Linked DNA regions of Homo sapiens: region 2 is linked to region 1. Evidence: chromatin loops called from intact Hi-C (ENCODE). Cell type or tissue: MCF 10A. All regions are shown on one strand. Links, peaks and the distances in the headings refer to the core of each region. The heading gives the core; the rest is flanking DNA. Region 1 overlaps VWF (von Willebrand factor). Region 2 overlaps TAPBPL (TAP binding protein like).

Region 1 (8,000 bases), core at 1-8,000:
TTATCATCATGGAACTGTCAGCAGCTCTGAGCTGGGTCTGGAGGACTTGGGCATCCTAGTCCCAGCTCAGCTGGTGGATGGACTGTTCTCTTAGTCTTTCTGGACCTCAGTTTCTGCATCCTAGAATGAGATAGTTGGCCTAGATAACCTGTAGGTTCCTTAGGGCTCTGATTTTCTGAGGCCATGTGGATGATACTGCCTCCTCCCAATCAGCCTGCAAATCAAGGGGCAAATGTTAGTTTCTAAGTTACTGGAAGCACTTTCTCTGCATACTGATTTCTTTGTGTACCTCCTGGTTATTTACTGTGCACACAGAGGGAAATCTTTGGTGCTCCAAATCCTTGGAAACTTCGTCCATCACCTGCCTGCCTTGGTGCCTTGAGGATGTGAGGAAGTTGTTGAGCGAATCAGAACGAGGGAAATGAATCACCTTGTAGCTTCTCTCCCAAGGCAGTTCTAAGCTGTGTATTCCTAATTTAAAGATGCTTTTCAAGCATAAAAGACATATGTATTCAAAAAAGGACAACAAAACCTACTAAGGACACACAGGTTCACAACATTTGTTAGGACTAGATTTGGCTGCTAGTAGCAGAGAATTAAAATTTTCTGTCATACAACTGATCGGAGGCGGTGGCTCCAGCTGATTCTGGGCCTCAAACTGGATTCTAGTTCCTTGCTCTGCCCTCAGTTGGGTGTGGTCTTTTTCTTCATGGTCTAAGATGGAGTTCTAGCCATCACATTCATGCTCCAAGGAGGAAGCTGAGGGAAGGAGGGAAGAGGGACAAGGAGCATGCATAGCTGTCTTTTAAAATGGACTCCTGGAAGCTGCCATGGGATACTATACTTTCTTTTACAGTTCATTGGGCAGAACTAGTCATGTGACTACACTTAGCTGCAAGAAAGGTTGGGAAATATAGTCCTCATTCTGGTGGTCATATGCCCAGCCTAAAGTTCTGTTTCTATGGAAGGTGGGGAGGATGAAGATTGGTGGAAAATAGCCGTCTCTGCCCTGGCAAGTTTGTCTGATGATTAACCATGTTGAATCAGCTGTGCCCATTTCACTCTGGCTGGTGTGGGCCTTTGCAAGTGACCTCCTTCTCTGTCTACAGCTATGTCATGCCCACCATCTCTGGTCTACAACCACTGTGAGCATGGCTGTCCCCGGCACTGTGATGGCAACGTGAGCTCCTGTGGGGACCATCCCTCCGAAGGCTGTTTCTGCCCTCCAGATAAAGTCATGTTGGAAGGCAGCTGTGTCCCTGAAGAGGCCTGCACTCAGTGCATTGGTGAGGATGGAGTCCAGCACCAGGTAGGAGCCTGGGCCTTTCACTTCCCATGGGGCTGCTTCCCTCTTGGGTCAAAAGGGAGATATGTTCACCAGTGATTGGCCTCTTCCAACTGTGGCAGCAGGGTTGACTCTTACGGGGATCATTAGGGATAGGGAGGCAGTATTGTGTAATGGCCTTGCATTCAGATAGCTCTTGGTTCAAATCCTGCGTCTGTCATGTATTATCTGTGGGATTAAACATCAAAGTGTTGTTACCACATTATTATTATGATTGTTATTACTATTGTCTTTATGATTATAGTCATTTAAGCAGAATGATACAGAAATCCAGGAGGGAAAGGGAAAAGAATATTTTGTGTCATAATGTCTGCCATTGTTAAGAGAGATTATGTACCTTGATTGTGCTAAACCCAATATATTCATTATCTTAGTGTTTTTCAAAGGTGTATTTTGCAGGGTATTAACAGTTACTTGTGGTCAAGTGAGTTTAAAGAACACCAGCTAACCATAGTTAAACAGGTTTCTTTATTGCAGAACTCTTTAGTCTTTTTAATATACTACTGTACCTTGCAGATATTTAAGAGAGTTTTTGTTTCTCAAACTTATTTGATCATGGAGCGTGTGTGTGCATGCGTGTGTGTGTGTGTGTGTGTGTGTGTGTGTGTGTGTGTGAGAATCCCTTGGGACTGGGATTCCACAGAATACATTATTGTATCCTGTGTCACTCATAAATACAAAAATCCTATGAAGAAACTAAGACCTAAAGAGCTCAGTAAGTTACCCATGGAAACAATTTATAAGTAATGGAGTTGATCTCAGAATTTGAAGCTCTATGTGACTCCAAAGATCTGGCTCTTTCCACTATATGAAATGGCCCTTTTGCTGCATCTTTTTTGGGCTGATTTGCTTGGGAGTCACTGAGTCATCAAAATTTTTTTTTTTTTTTTTTTTTTTTTTTTTTTTTTTTTTTTAGCTCTATGGGAGTTATTGAGTGTATTTTGAAAGCATATTTACCAGACTCCTCCGTCTTGGCCTAAAATGGCTGTCATCTCTCTTCAAAGTTGACCCCGTGTATATTTGTAGGATCTGGGGCAGTGTGTGTCTGTGCACATGTGAACGTGTACATGTGAATGTGTGCAGTGGCCCTGTCCTTCATGCTTGACAGTGATACTACAGACCGTGGTAGAGATAGAAGCATATTTGGCTTCTAGGAAAGGAGAATGTGTTTTGTGATCATGGACTGCACTCAAGACCTAATGTCTTCATCGCCAAGGAGGACCATTCTTGCTAAGTGGACCAAGTAGAGTGACTTACCACTATGTTCAACCACGAATAGGAGAACTCATGGTAAATGTAGCTAACCAGCCTGCAGAATAGTGAAAACAACATTTCAGTAACTACACTATTCTGTCCCTGATGTTATAAGCCAGGATAGGGACCATTTTATATGATTCTCCCCAAAGCTCTATAGGGTCATAATCGCACATCCTATTGAATGGATGAGACTGAGGCTCAATGGCATGAGGTGATAAAGCTGGGATTTATATTCATAACATCAGTCATCCTATAGTGTCCTAGCCCTGCCATTGACCTCACTGGAACTGTGAGCTGAACTCTGGGCTAACTCATGTTCATTGGAGCATGGGTATCCATTAGGGCTATTACTTATAGTCACTTATAGTGATCTCATCTGCTCTAGTTTAGTTGTTGGGCTTTGTCCTAGTGGATCCAATTTGTCCTCACCGTGGAATAGATGAGCTAAAGTCCTACTCTACTGCCATATTTCAACTTGCCAAGTTAAGTAATTGCCTGTTCTGTGATATTCCCTAAATGAGTTGACAAAACCTTATATTCCTCTCCTTGATTTGTATAGCTCCTGAGCTCCTGCAGGGCTTGAATGATGTGGACCAATTTACATATGGGGCTAGAAACCTGTGGTAATTTCAGACCGGTTTTACTAGTAGTGGCAAAATGCTTGCTCTCAGAAGGAGACAGAAATGATCTTTTCCTTGGCGTTCTGTGATGAGAAGTGAGCTCAAGTTTGCAGCATTTCTGGCTCATGAGTGTCAAATGTCTGCAAGGTCCTGAGAGCAGGAAGACTGTGAACTTTATCTTAGTGTCTCCAAACCCCTATCCTTTGCTTCTCCTTTCTGGTGCTATTTTCCCCTTTCACTGCCCGCCTCATCTTCAGTCCAACACATTAGAATATGCATTCAAGTTGTATAAAGTTTCCATCCAAATATTTTGGATGTAGAAACCGTCTTATAAATATATTTTAAAATCAGGTAAAATAAAATTAGTTAATTGAAAACTTTGAAAACAACACAGCCACTTTTAGTGATTTCAGAAAATACAGTTTAAATGAATGAAAACAAACATCATATCCAGCCACGTGCATTTTCAACTTTGACTTTCAAAGCAGAGAAAGAATAAAAACCTAATGTGAAGAACATTTCCATTAAAGAAACTTTTTTTTTTAAACTGAAAAATAAAGCCCAGAAAACCTTTTATTAAGGGAAATAAACTAGGGTATAAAACTATTGTAGTAATTTCAGAAGAGCAAAATATTCACTAGTTTTCATAGCTCTTGTTTATTTTACAAAACAGAGTCTAAAGAGGTGAGTCTTTGGAGTAGGATCAGAAGGGACCAAGAGCCTGCACAGGCTGTCCCTGGCTCAGTGGAGCTGCTGGTGGTGGTGGGTGCTGTAGTGACAGGCACAAGTTTAGCAGGAACCTTGTCCATGGCCCAGAAGCTCTGGCCCGTAGCCTCCTTCCCTCTCCCTTAGTCTCTGCTGTCCCTAGCTGGGCTCAGTGTTTGCATTTCATTTGCATCCCCCATCACATTGGCTGGTGGTGGGTGGTGCATGATGAATTGCTTGTGTCCTTCTTTGACCTTGGGCCTTGAAAATGTCAGTTTTCCCACCTTATTCTCTGCAGGCCGATCTTTTGTCACCTTCATTCAGACTTTAACTCCTGCTGGCTCTCATACCGGTTCTGGCCTGGTGATAGTCACGCCTGGGCCCTGGAACCTGGCGATTGCGACTGCCTGCCTGCAGTTGGCCTGGGCTTGTGCAGCAGTGCCATCTGCCGGCCGCGTTGCTGCATAGCCTGGCCAGGCCTGGAGAGCCACTACGGTTGCTTTTAGAAGCTTGGCCTTAGCTTGTTTTTTAAATTTTTAATTTTTATTCTTTTCCCTGCCTTGGGCAGGCCTTAAGCTTCCTGGGAAATGAAAATCCCCAGCGGAGGAGGTTGGACACCTGCTTTTGGTCATCTGTTGTGTGTTACCCATTCTCAGGATAGTTGGAAAATTGTGTGATTTATTCTTGAGTTTAAATATCTGAGGTCTGCGTTTAAAAGGAGAGAAAAAAGAACACTGAAACATATACAGAACATGACTCTCTCCTTCCGCATCCCCTCATGTCTGCCAATTCGACCCCCTGCCCCAGCCCTCCGAGGCCAGCGCCCTGGGCCCCTCCCTCCACCTTCCCAGCTGGAGTGGCAGCCGCTGTGTCTTTTCTGGTTTTTATTCCTAGTCCTTCCCTTTTCCGTCCTGCATGCTGTCGCCAGGGTTGTCTTTATTTAGCTCTTCTCTGTGAGGCAGGGCCTCCTCCATTGTCTTCAGCCACCTGCCTCACCTGTGATGCCGGGCACTGCGGGAGTGTTCCTTCGTCTGTGCCTTTGTTAGCTGTTTCCCACCTGGAATTCCTCCTCCTTTCCCCTTTGCCCAAGTCTTCCTGTGCTTCATAGGTGCACCCTTGTGAGACTCTCTGGAGTGCCCAATCTTAGTGGACTCTCCTTTTGCACTCTTACTGCTCTTTTATTTTTTATTTTTACAAATAGCTTTATTGAGATATAATTTACATGCCACAAACAGCACATATTTAAAGTGTACAATTTGATAGGTTTTGACATATGTACACACCTATAAAACCATTGACATAACCAAGATAATGAATTTCCATCCCCCAAAGGTTAGCTTATGCCCTTTTAAATATATCCCTCAACCCTAGACAACTACTGGTCTGCTTTCTGTCACTATAGATTCGTTTACATTTTCTGGAATTTCACATAAATGGAATCATGCCTACGCACTTCTTTTCTGCCTGGCTTCCTTCACCCAGCATAACGCTTTTGGGATTCATCCATGATGCTGTCTGTTTTGATAGTTTTCTCCTTCTCATTGCTAGGTGGTATTCCACGGTGTGTGTGTATCACAATTTATTTTTCTCATTCAGATTTTCACGAATGAGTCTTATTTCCTCAACCTGACTGTCAGCCATTCGAGGGCTAGGATGGTGTGTTCAGACCTGCCCACGATGGGCACTGTGTCTGTTGATGAGAAGCAGTTGTGCTGCAAGAGGCTAGGCCTGTGGTGTCTGGGGCCAGAATGCTAAGTTCGAAGCCTGGATGTGCCACTTGGTCAAATTTCTTAACTTCTTGGTGTCTCAGTTTCATTATTTGTAAATATAGATACTACTACTTATCTGGTAGTGTTATTATTAGGAAAATAAAGTACATAAATGTAAAACTCTTAGAAAAATATCTTGAACATATTTATTATTAGTTACCTGTGGGAGGCAGCAGAGCATGGTGGTTTAAAACCATGGATTTGGGCCGGGCATAGTGGCTCACACCTGTAATCCCAGCACTTTGGGAGGCTGAGGCAGGTGGATCACTTGAGGTCAGGAATTCGAGACCCAGCCTGGCCAACATGGTGAAATCCTGTCTCTACTAAAATACAAAAATTAGCTGGGTATGGTGGCACATGCCTATAGTCCCAACTATTTGGGAGGCTGAGGCAGGAGAATCACTTAAACTCGGGAGGCAGAGGTTGCAATGAGCCGAGATCATGCCACTGCACTGCAGTCTAGGCGAGAGAGTGCGACTCTGTCTCAAAACAAACAAACAAACAAACAAACAAAAACCAAAACATAAAATAACAAAGAAACAAACCATGGATTTGGATTCAAATCCTCACTCTGTCGCTGTGCCTGTGGGAACCTAGCAGGTGCCTTAGCTTTCTCATTGGAAAAGTGAGGGCAGTGGTAAAACATATCCTCACCGTAGGACTGCAGTGAGGATTACATGAGTGATTTAAATAAAGTCCTCAACACAGTGGCACACAGCAGGTGGCATCTGAATGTTAGCTGCTATCATTTATTGAGTGAGTGAAAGGTGTCAAGGGCAGGACCAGAGGGGTTAATCCTGAAGGAGGGCAGGGCACTTTGGGGGAAGGGGGCCTTACTTGTGGGTATTTGATCTTCCTTCTTAGCTGACTGATTGCTGACTGTGGAAGTAATAAGTAAGACCTTCTTGACCTGGGAACTTCTTAGAGGCCTTTGAGCTACTGGATAAGAATGTGTTTCTTCAGGGGCAATTTCACTTGAATTTAATTTTAAGTTTAAATTTAACTTTATGGCTGAATCCAGAGGGAGACTGAGTCCTGGCTCTGCTTCTTATTAGTGGAGCTCTTTGCTGTGTACCCTGTGCTAATCACAGTTTCTCACTCCTTACAACAGTCCTGCAAGGCAGGCTTGAGTACGCTCATTTTACAGGTGAGGAAACTGAGGCACAGCGGAATGCAGCCTTTGTTAGAGTTCAGGAGTTCCTGACTTCAAAGCCTTGTGCTGTGGGGCTGTGTGTACCTTCGAGAAGGCTGCTCTCTGCCCTGGGCCGTCTCCCATTTGAAAAATCAGAGAACTGCACTCAGGCCTCTAAAGTCACTGCGGGCATCAAGAATGTGATGCTTTCAAGAGTTTTGCTGTCCTCCCCACCGCTCTTCCTACCCTATTGTCTGAAGTCAATTTCAGAAATAAATGGATTTTTTTCCCCAAGCAACAACCCAATTTCTCCTTTGGCTTGAGAAATGACTAGCAGTGCGATCCAAGAACTCTCATTTTTCTTTCTTTGCTTGGTTTTAGCACTGCCAACAGAGAAGGCTGTAGTGAAAATTTCCGCATGTTAGTTTACAAAGCAATGTGGCAACCACCTTTCTGAAAGCCATTAGAACCTCACAACCTCCTTTCAGCCTGCTTTTGTTTGCCTGTGAGGCTCTGTCAGAGGGCTGGGTCAGGGACTGGCCCTTGCCGGAGGCAGGGAGAGCTGACCTCTGTGAATTCTGGGCTTCGTACCTAGAATGTCCTGTGCCCTTTCTGAACCTCGCTTTGCCCTCAGTTCCTGGAAGCCTGGGTCCCGGACCACCAGCCCTGTCAGATCTGCACATGCCTCAGCGGGCGGAAGGTCAACTGCACAACGCAGCCCTGCCCCACGGCCAAAGGTGAGAGTCCTCCCCTCCCTGGTGCCTTCATGGAGGAACAAGGGCCCCTGCAAGGCCCCCCAGCCACCCATCTTCACCTCTGGCAGAGCAGACTCAAACACTGGCACCTAGAGTCCTAGAGTGGGTGGGCTTCCTTGCCCAGCCTGCATTTCCCATCACTGGGCCTGGGAGCCCCATTCTGCACCTGGGGTCGACATTCTCAGATTAACCCTCGCCTCTGGTCCCCAGCAACGGTCAGACTTAAGAGTCCCCTGGAGGGTAAATGTGAGGGTGTCAACAGGAACATGGGGACACTCATCTGTCAGAGGTCCCGTGGCCTGGATCCTTGTGGGATGACCGTACAGAACTCCTACTAGTTTTCAGTGAGCAAGAACATTTCAAATCCCTCTGAGGCTGTCCCACCACTAATTTCTCTGACTTTTGTGGCCGTTCCTC
Region 2 (10,489 bases), core at 875-8,874, 480 kb before region 1:
ACCGAGTCTTACCAAATAGTTGGAGGAGAAATAGGGAGAGCTGAGCTTTCCCCCTTTCCTCCAACACACACAGTTTAGTCTCCAGCAGTCTTCAACATCACCCCCTTCGCATGATCTTGAGGGAAAACTACGGCTAAACAAACGAAGTACTTCTCTGTCAAGACCTCAATATGTCTAATACAGATTTTTCTTTCTGATTACTACCCTGGCCTGGTCCTAGATGTATTTATGTTGCTTCTCTAAGTGACAAAAAAGGGAAAGATTTACTTGTGTTACATAAGGGTTGTAATTATCCCTAGATATTTTACTGTTGAGTGTTTCCAACTCCCAACAAGTAGTAAGTGAAATTGGCCTTGCAAATACTTCATAGCCATTTCACTTTTTCTTTTTGATTTCTATGGTTTTAACCAGATATGAGTGTTCTATGCATTTTGGGCAAGCCGTAGAATTCCAGTTGTTTTCATTTTGGGGAGGGGGCTTCCAGATAGTATCTACGTGGGATGAACAGAAGGCAACAGAAAAATCGTGGTGGCTAGCGGGGCATCACGAGGTCTCTGACCTTAATCTTGTCATTGGTGCTACCATCCTGGACTGCTTCCAACACTGGCTGCTACCTACTCATTGAATTTTCTGCCTTAAGTCGAGAGCTAGATTGCTTAGCTAGCTCAGTGGCAGGACAAGAGTCTTGTGGCTCCCATGACTTTGTGTCTATCTTTGCTTTACCTCCTTTGCACCTTAGAGGGAAATGGAAAAGTGATTCTTCAAATGGGGAATGAGTCAGGTGTAATCTGCTACCATAGCCTCTCTGAGGAGTTATTCTCTATCTTTTTAGACTAAAAGAAATTCACTTAATCAAGGAGAATGAGCTTCTGGGTATTAGTTCTATTGTAATTAGTCAAATAATTTCCTTTTAGGTGACTTTGTGGTTTCATTTTTGTTGCATTTACTCTTGGACTGCTCCTGTGAAGTATGTTTGGTGAGATTCTGCTTCTGTTTGAGGAGTTCTTACTGTAATTTCTATTCTCCATCAAATTTGAGAGATCTCCCCCCTGCCTGTGGGTGCTTCCTTGGCCGAGAACATCTCATGACTTAGGTTATACTTCTGGGAATTCTTTAGGAGGTGAGTTTAGCCTCCATGTTTTGGGACATGGAGAGGAGTTTGTCTTGAAGACCACACACTAACTTTGAGTGGTACAGAATGAGAGAACATTCTCTGTGTGTATAGTACAGTAAACCAAGATCTCTCTTTGGGATGTAAGTAACCAAGGGAGTCATCTGAGACTGTCAAATCCAGAAAAGGAAGGGACAGAATGTCTATAATGCATGCACATTGAGGACAATTTCTAGCATTTTTGCTTCCTGTCTATGCTCTTGGAACAGTTTCCATAACTAATGTAATTGCTTTGGGCCCCAGATTCTATCTAAGTGAAACCCCCATTTTCTCTGCCAAAAACAAAGCAAACAAACAGTCCTGACTCACTCCACCTACATAGACTTTGCCTTTGGTGATTTTCCAAGCTGCCCTTATGGCAGCCCTGATTTCCTCATCTTGTGTGAAGCATAACCAATAACTGGGCATATAAACCAATAACCATAACCAATAACTTGAATATAAAAAGGGGTGAGCTGACAGACATTACAGTGTACAGCCTCCCTCCTGGCTCCCTTCACGGACTGGCATTGAGTGTCTGTGGCTTTTCCAGGCGCACGGTGCAAGCTACCAGTGGATCTACCATTCTGGGGTCTGGAGAATGGTGACCTTTTTCTCATAGCTCCACTAGGCAGTGTTCCAGTGGGGACTCTGTGTGGGGGCTCCAACCCCACATGTCCCTTCTGTACTACACTAGCAGAGGTTCTCCATGAGGGCCCTGCCCTTGCAGCAAACTTTTGCCTGGACATCCAGGCGTTTCCATACATCTTCTGAAGTCTAGACGGAGGTTCCCGAACCTCAGTTCTTGCCTTCTGTGCATCTGCAGGCTCAACACCATGTGGAAGCTGCCAAGGCTTGGGGCTTCCACCCTCTGAAGCCACGGCCCGAGCCCTGCATTGGCCCCTCTCAGCCACAGTGGGAGCGGCTGGGACACAGGGCACTAAGTCCCTAGGCTGCACACAGCATGGGGACCCTGGGCCTGGCCCACAAAATAACTTTTTCCTCCTGGGCCTCCAGGCCTGTGATGGGAGGGGCTGCTATGAAGGCTTCTGACATGGCCTGGAGACATTTTCCCCATGGTCTTAGGGGCTAACACTAGGTTCCTTGCTACTTATGCAAATTTCTGCAGCTGCCTTGAATTTCTTCTCAAAAAAATGGTTTTTTTCTTTAGTACTGCGTCTTTTCTTCTGCCAGATACCCTAAATTATCTCTCTCAAGTTCAAAGTTCCACAAATTTCTAGGGCAGGGGCAAAATGCTGCCAGTCTTTTTGCCAAAACATAACAAGAGTCACCTTTGCTTCAGTTCCCAACAAGTTCCTCATCTCCATCTGAGACCACCTCAGCCTGGACCTTATTGTTCATATCACTAACAGCATTTTTGTCAAAGCCATTCAACAAGTCTCTAGGAGGTTCCAAACTTTCCCGCATTTTCCTGTCTTCTTCTGAGCCCTCCAAACTGTTCCATCCTCTCCCTGTTAACCCAGTTCCAAAGTCGCTTCCACATTTTTGGGTATCTTTTCAGCAACACCCCACTCTACTGGTACCAATTTACTGTATTAGTCTGTTTTCATGCTGCTGATAAAGACATACCCAAGACTGGGAAGAAAAAGAGGTTTAATTGGACTTACAGTTCCACATGGCTGGGAAGGCCTCAGAATCATGGCGGCAGGTGAAAGGCACTTCTTACATGGCAGCAGCAAGAGAAAATGTGGAAGAAGCAAAAGCAGAAACCACTGATAAACCCATCAGATCTCATGAGACTTCGTCACTATCACCAGAATAGCACCGGAAAGATGGGCCCCATGATTCAGTTACCTCCCCTGAGTCCCTCCCACAACATGTGGGAATTCTGGGTGATACAATTGAAGTTGAGATTTGGGTGGGGACACAGCCAAACCATATCAGCGGGGAAATGCCATTTAGGACAAGGCTAGGCCATATGTCCCTGTAGCCATCATGGCAGAGGACTTGTTTGAGTTGAGTCAAAGGATAGCCCCAGATGAGATGTCTTGATGCCATCCTGGATGTCCCTGAACCCCATCCAAATGTTGTTGCAGAGTCTTTCATCTTTTACTTCTTGCCTCTATGGTTTGTCTCCCTACTTCAGATTGCCAAGGAGCAAGAATCCATTCTAGTTTTGTATAGCCTAATCATAATTGTTTAAGTGGTTTGGGGTGAGGATGCATGTGAGTCCTTTCTTTTTGTCTGTTTTTTTAGAGATGGGGTCTCGCTATGATGCCCAGGCTGGCCTCGAACTCCTGGGCTCAAGCGCTCCTCCCACTTCAGCCTCTTGAGTAGCTGGGACTACAGGTGTGTGCTACCACGCCCAGCTCCTTTCTTGTCTTGGTCACTTTGTGTACTCTGCACATGTCTTTCCACAGGTCTGCTCCAGCTCAGCCACCTGCTGAAGGGACAGAAGGGACTGCCCCAGGTGGGGGTCCCCCTGGCCCTCCTCCTAACATGACCAGTAACAGACGACTACAGCAAACCCAGGCACAAGTGGAGGAGGTAGGTAGATAGCTGTTTCTCTGAAAGTTTCCAAATCTAGGAGTTTGGAAACAAAAGGGAACTTCTTATCTTTTCTCCTTTTTTCGTAGGAGAATAGTCAAAGGCCCTGAGAGGCAAAGCACCCTTTAGAGTTGCACAGGGCCAGACTTGTGATTCTCTGGTTGTTGTCCTTTCCTCTGTCTCTGGCAGGAAGCTTAGCTGCTTTGTTTCTGTGCCCTCCTCAGGTGGTGGACATCATACGTGTGAACGTGGACAAGGTCCTGGAGAGGGACCAGAAGCTGTCAGAGCTGGATGACCGAGCTGATGCCTTGCAGGCAGGAGCATCACAATTTGAGAGCAGTGCTGCCAAGCTAAAGAGGAAGTATTGGTGGAAAAACTGCAAGGTGAATTTTCTTGTCCCCTCCTCCATCTTTTCCTGGGCTTCCACTGGTAGAAGGCAAGAAAACCCTCAGCTTCTACATTTCTTCCCTCTAATGGTGCAGGATCTCTCTGACCAGCATAACGCTTGGGAGGAAATCTGGAAAGCCTCCTCTTGAGATTGCATTACCCAGAATTGGCCACCAGGGTAGGCTAGAGTATTTAGAACCGCTATCAGGGAAAAAGTGATACCCTGAGGAGTTTGGAATGGTTAGTTAAGGAGCTTTACCCCAAAGGAGTTGCCTGCAAAAAATTTCACCTGTCTCATCCTCAGACACACCCAACATCAGCACAATGGCTCAGGCATATATACATACACACACACACACACACACACACACTATATATACACATATGTATATATACATATATATACATTTATATATATATATACATATATATACATTTATATATATATATACATATATATACATTTATATATATATATACTTTTTTCTTTTTCTTTTAAATCAGCTTTCTCAGATTGAAATATATATTTTTAAATAACTGCAACTTTTGAGAATGAGCTGAACACTTCACAGTGAAAATTGAACTAATTGGTTAAATATCCAGAGTCTGTATCTCTATTGGAATGCCTTCTAAAGCCCCAAGACACCAGGAACTAAGCAAAAAGGAGCTCAATGCAGGTCCTGTGATGAATCTGAAAAGCTACAGACATACTGTGGTTATGATCCCCTGGGAAGCAGAAGGGTAGGGCCTCTCTAAGAGGCCTGCAGGTCTCCTGGGTGATGGGTGGTTTTTTCCATTGTCCCAAGGATGGAAGGAATTCTGTTTCCCACTAGAGATGTGGCTCTTTTCCTCATTCCTGAAATCCAAGGGCTCATTTTTTGTCCATGTTTCCTCAGATGATGATCATGCTGGGAGCCATCTGTGCCATCATCGTGGTAGTTATTGTAAGTAAGTATCGCTGAAGTTGCTGGTGGGGTGAAGAGGTGGGAAGGTCCTGGAGTCTTCTCCCTGCCTGCCTGCCTGCCTGGGGAGTGGGGCTGCTCTGACTGAGGTATGGAGACCGCTGCTATGGGATCGTCACCTGGTTCGGGACGGGGGAAGGGCAGAGACAAGGGATTTCTTTGATGGACAAGCCTTCCCCCTGCAACGCATTGCAGGGAGATGGCGCCTCCTGTTCTGAGGAAGTGGGGCTATGCTGTGTGTCACTGGCTTGGGTTGGAGGGAGACCATGGGGATGGGGCACTTAACAATGGAGAGACCTGAATGTCTGGTAACTTGGTGTAATTCACCCTCTTGTTTTCTCCTGTCTCTTTCTCTTTTCCGTCTGGGACTTCCTGATTCCTGTGTCCAGTCTACTTTTTTACTTGAGAATGTACCACCCCTTCCCTGTTGTCCATTGCCATCCACATTCATGTCCTCTGCCCTCTGTTTGCTCTCTCAACACACTTCCCCACCCACCGTCCTCCATTCCAGCCCAGGCTTCTCCATCACCCATTCCTCCTTTTTCGTTGCGTTCATTTGCACTCTGTCCCTCAACACTAGAAATGCTGCTCGTGGCACAATCTAAGTCATTACCCGAAGAGCAACAGCTGGCGCCTCCTCCCTGCCTGCTTTTTCTGTACTCTCAAGTTCCCCCAAAGCCCCAAAGAGTTGGAGGCCAAGGGAAGGGGCAGGGAGGGGAGTGGCTGAGGCGAAGTACCCATGAAGCTGCCCAGACTTGGGAGGAGAAGAGTATCGGTGCCCATGGTGACTTCTAGAAAACCTGGCCACTGGTAGGAGCTAGGGAGGGGCTGGGAAGATGGCAGCTCACTCAGTACTGCCTGGTCATGTGGAGCTTTCCTTCCTGGACCAGGCCTGAAGAGGGTCCTGGGGGTGGACCAAAGTCCAACTTGGTTTCAGTGCAGTACCCTTTTCGAAAGTAAAAACTTGTTTTTTGTAGTTATTTCTAATCTGTTCGTCCAGGATTTTCCGTGTCTTTGGGGATCTTACAACTTTACTTTGTTCTCCAGAGGCCTGGAGAACACTTAGGGATTGTGAAAATAGCAGGACTTGTTTCCATCCTAGAAGCAGTCCCATGTGCTTCTAGCTGGAAGGAGCTTTCTCTTCTTTACATTTTCTACAGCATTCTGTATGAGGGCACCAAATAAATCCATCTAGCTGGTAGTTTTATCTAGCCAAATAATTTAACCTAGCTCCCAGTTAATTGTTGGCATAAAGAGAGAGATTGCCTGTTAGTTATAGAGAAACAGTGAGTCAAGTGCTTAATTTGAAAGTAACAAGCTCAGAGGAAGCCACTCCTTGCCCTCGTTAAAGAGGGTCCTGTTCCTCTCTTCCTGTTGATGAAGGAGCGTGAGGGTGTTAGCAGTGTGAGATCTTTGGACACCCATGGAATCCTTTCCTCCACACCACCCGTGCACTTGCCAAAGACAGGGATGAGGCAAGTGGTTCTTCCTGGGGCCCGGCCGATCCTCAGGATGCAGAGAAGTCATGTAGACCCACCAGCCCCACCTTGGGGGGAGGCGTGCCAGCCTGTGTCAGGTGTGCTTGTGTATTGCTGTGCTGTCATGGGGCCCTCTCCTTGAGAGCCGCCTCTCTGTTCTTCCTGTAGTATATTCCCCTTTGAACCACCCTTTCCTGTCTGAATTCTACTTTGCCTCCTTTCTCTTCCTCCTCTTTGCATGGTTTGTGTGTATAGACAGTGGAACCTGAGGATGGGATCTGCTCAGCCTATCTTCGGGGCAATTGCTGAGCTTCAGGATGGGCTATTAATGTGGGATAAGCCCAGGTGCAAGGGGAGGAGGGCAGGCTGGGAACAGAGCGGAGAATGCCCATGGCCCTTTATTCCTTCTTCCCTCGGTCCACGAACAGGAAGAGGCTGAGGCCATGCTGGGCAGGGTCTGGATGCCCACTTTCCATGCAGCAGCATTTCATTGCTCAAAACCATCCTTCCTTTCCTTTCGCCCTTGTTTCCCACATTCCCTTCGTCCTGCCCAAGGGCGGGACTGAAGAGCTGGAAGAAAGCAGTCAGTACCCTCCCAACGGCCCCCCTCGAAGGTCTCCACTCTCCTCTGGGCTCCTCCTTGCCTAATGCAGGGGGTCACCGCTGGAGAAGAACCACCACTGTCCTCGATGTGTCCCAAGCCTGGAGCGAATCCGTCCTCTTGGCTCTCCCAGCCCTATCACAGGAATCATTCCTGGGTTTCTGTCCCTCTGAGGCTCACCAGGTGTAGTTGGCCTTGTTCTTTGGGGGTATTAGCCCTTCTACTTTCTTTCTCACCCACCCTGTACCCTCTTCTGTGTGTCTCTGCTATCCCCCTTTCCTCCCACCACCCATGTGCATGAGCAAATGTGCAACAAAACCCTGGGACTTTGCAGTCAAATGAAGCTGAGCTTCCCACATCCCGTTCTTCGGTTTGCCATGAGACGATGTGGGGTTTCCACTGTGTGTCTGTCATCACCTCTTTGTCTTTTTTTCCTAACCCTGATCTCATACTTGTATAGAGTAATAACAACAGTTGTACTTCCACCAAAGGCATGTGGCATATTTACCAATGTCATGTATTCTGAACAAAGGCAAAAAATACAAATTCCTACCATTAAACTGGCTTGGTTGTTGTTTGGGTTGGAGTAGCTGTGGGGGCTTGGGGAAGGGTGTCGTTTCTTTCTAGTAGTCTCATGTCGCTTTAGGTCAGCTGGGCTGGCTTACACGCGCTGTGCGGTCTTCATGGAGATGGGAGCTCTGTGTGTCAGCACAGGAAGTGGTCTCCCAGCGTTCAGCCTGAAGCAGCCCAAGTCCTGTAGGTGCTGGTAAGAGGAAGTGAAGACAGGAAGTTGCGTGGGCATCTCACACTGGCAAACAAGCACAGGTTCCCTCAGGCCTCTTCCATCTGCCTCCTGTGCTCCTTCCTAGGTCCTTGGCCTGCTTGTCCTGTCCCAGGGGATGTGCCCAGATAAGGCTGTCAGTGAACACCCCCTTACCCCCTTTTCCCCATCATCCTCACGTACAGTTTTGGTATGCTGAGTTCCACCGTATTGATTAGGCACATTTTAGAAACGAATAAAAAGGAGAAGTCTCTCCTTGCAGCTGAGGGAGTGAGGCATTTGCAGGTATCCTGAACCTCCCAGCAGTCACCCGAGGGAGCAGAACCCTAATTGCAGCTGAGGTGCAACTGAGATGGAGCCACGGGGGTGCCTCTGAGGGCCTTTGTTTCATACTTAAACACTTTGCAAGTTGGAGCCGCTAGGCTTGGTGACAGGGCTCAGTTGGGACCAGTGTGGAGAAAGACAGGAAAGTGGAAAAGCTTGGTCGCAGCAGACACAAGGGCCTTTTATTTTGACAGAGCTGAGTTTGGGAGGGGTAGCCCAGCCCCAACCCATGCCTCATTGTCCCTCACTTGTTCCTTCTCCATTTCCTCCAGCTTTGTTTTCCTACCGTCACACCACCAACCTGGCTCTTTGGTCTTATCCTCCATCTGGACATTCTGCCTTCTTCTTGTCCCCTCACTTCTTCCTGTTCTCTGCCTTGGTGCATGAGCCCAGGGTGCACAGTGAAGGAAGGCAGAGGCCTCTGCAGAGCCAGGCCCAGTGCCCCATGAGCTGGTGCCACCTTCATGTATTTTTAGCTCTGTGACTTGACTTAGAGTCCTTCTGGGAGCACGTGACTACTCTTTCTTTCTACTCTGAGGCAGGAGAGTGACAGACTTTAGTGAGGTAGCTAGGAGAAAACGAGGGAACACGACTGGTTTCATTTTCATTTAGGGCAAACTCAAAAGCAGGAGGCTGTGATGGGTGGGTGGCTGGAGCTTGGGGCATCTGGGCTTCCACCCTGGTCTGGGCGGGGGGGTGGTTAGAGTGGGTGAGGTGGGCCAGGGCCAGAGCCAAGGGCACCCAGGCTCTTACCTTGCCGTCTCTGAAGCCCCAGGAACATCAGTGCAAGAAGGAAGAGACTGCTGGCAAAGATGACTCCCAAGGCTGTTCTCCGCTCTGTAGGTGAGAGCAACGTGGGCGGGGATCATCGTGCGCAGGAATCATGAGCTGAGCCCTCACCTGCAGTGTCCACCCCAGGGAGGAGGAGCTAAGGATTGTGTGTGTGAGTCCCTGGTTGAGGAGCCTGGAACAAGGCACTCAGCAGCATTTGTTCTTATTCAAGGTTGCTGGATACTTGTGAGTTACTCCACACAGAATTCTCTACCTCTTCCCACCTAAGGACAAGGTTTTAAAAATTGCTTTGCAAGTGAGATTTAGGTGGGTTTATTTGTTAGCACTTAACTTGCCTGGACACAGTGGCTCATGCCTGTAATCCCAGAACTTTGGGAGGCTGAGGTAGGTGGATCACCTGAGGTCAGGAGTTCGAGACCAGCCTGGGCAACATGGTGAAACCCTGTCTGTACAAAAAATACAAAAAATTAACTGGGCATGTTGGTGTGCGCCTGTGGTCCCAGGTACTTGGGAGGCTGAGGTGGGAGAATCACTTGAGCCTGGGAGGCAGAGTTTGCAGTGAGCTGAGATCGTGCCACTGCACTCCAGCCTGGGCGACAGAGTGAGACCCTATCTCAAAACAAAACAAAATAAAACAAAGCAAAACAAAAAACCACCAGTTAACTGGGATTTTGTAAATAGTTGGGGAATGATGTGAGCTGAAGTGAAACCTCAGTTTTGGGGAAGTTCACAGTCTAATGAGCAACCAAATAATGCCCAGTGCTCCTGGATGTTTCCACTTCAAGTTGCGGGTTCTTTCCTGTCCCTTTCCTGCTTAAAACCTCTCGACAGGCAGGGTGCGGTGGCTCATATCTGTAATCCCAGCACTTTGGGAAGCCGAGGCGGACAGATCACCTGAGGTCAGGAGTTTGAGACCAGCCTGGCCATCATGGCGAAACCCCATCTCTACTAAAAACGCAAAATTAGCCAGGCGTGGTGGTGCGCGCCTGTAATCCCAGCTACTTGGGAGGCTGAGGCAAGAGGATGGCTTGAACCCAGGATATGGAGGTTGCAGTGAGCTGAGATCATACCACTGCACTCCAGCCTGGGGAACAGAGCAAGATTCTGTATCGAAAAAAAGTAAAATAAAATAAAATAAATAAATAAATAAATAAATAAATAAATAAATAAATAAAACCTTTCAACAGCATGCTATGGCTCTCAGGAAGTTCCAGCTTGAAGGCCCAGTGAGATCTACAGGGTTTAATTAAGCCCGTAAGGGGAATCCGGTTGCCTGTTTTTCACATTCTCTCTTTACCATTGATTGATAGGTGACCTTGGGCAAATTCATTGACATCTGCAAGTGCCAGTTTACTCACCTGTAAAATGGGAGTCATGATCCATGAAATCATACATTTAAGTGCTTTCTACACTGCTTGATTCATGTAAATGCTCAATAAATAGAATTACCTCCGAAGCTTCAGAGCCACTTTCCCTTTTTCCCATATACCCTAAGCTCTAGCTGTG

The links. Hi-C counts contacts between places; a loop is a spot of excess contacts. Peaks named below come from ENCODE experiments on the same cell type or tissue, not always from the same donor. Only the 100,000 strongest peaks of a DNase experiment are listed, where the experiment ranks them.
Region 2: a loop joins it to region 1, with 19 times the contacts of the local background. A loop is called at or near these places in 4 of 110 quality-filtered maps.

What each region holds. Positions count from the first base shown.
Region 1 is chr12:5,985,128-5,993,127 of GRCh38, reverse strand. It overlaps VWF (von Willebrand factor), which reads left to right. Exons shown (of 52, transcript NM_000552.5): 38 at 1,110-1,309; 39 at 7,463-7,565. Among named protein-coding and RNA genes, the nearest start is that of ANO2, 44 kb to the right of the region's middle. In MCF 10A, for the core only: a CTCF peak has its summit at 4,382 (motif pointing left); a DNase peak (open chromatin) is centred at 4,347.
Region 2 is chr12:6,459,394-6,469,882 of GRCh38, reverse strand. TAPBPL (TAP binding protein like) reads right to left here. Exons shown (of 7, transcript NM_018009.5): 6 at 8,945-9,028; 7 at 7,567-7,849. The coding sequence ends at 7,734. It overlaps VAMP1 (vesicle associated membrane protein 1), which reads left to right. Exons shown (of 5, transcript NM_014231.5): 2 at 3,532-3,658; 3 at 3,883-4,041; 4 at 4,942-4,993; 5 at 5,397-7,646. The coding sequence ends at 5,413. Among named protein-coding and RNA genes, the nearest start is that of VAMP1, 6.0 kb to the left of the region's middle. In MCF 10A, for the core only: a CTCF peak has its summit at 4,231; DNase peaks (open chromatin) are centred at 1,482 and 4,232.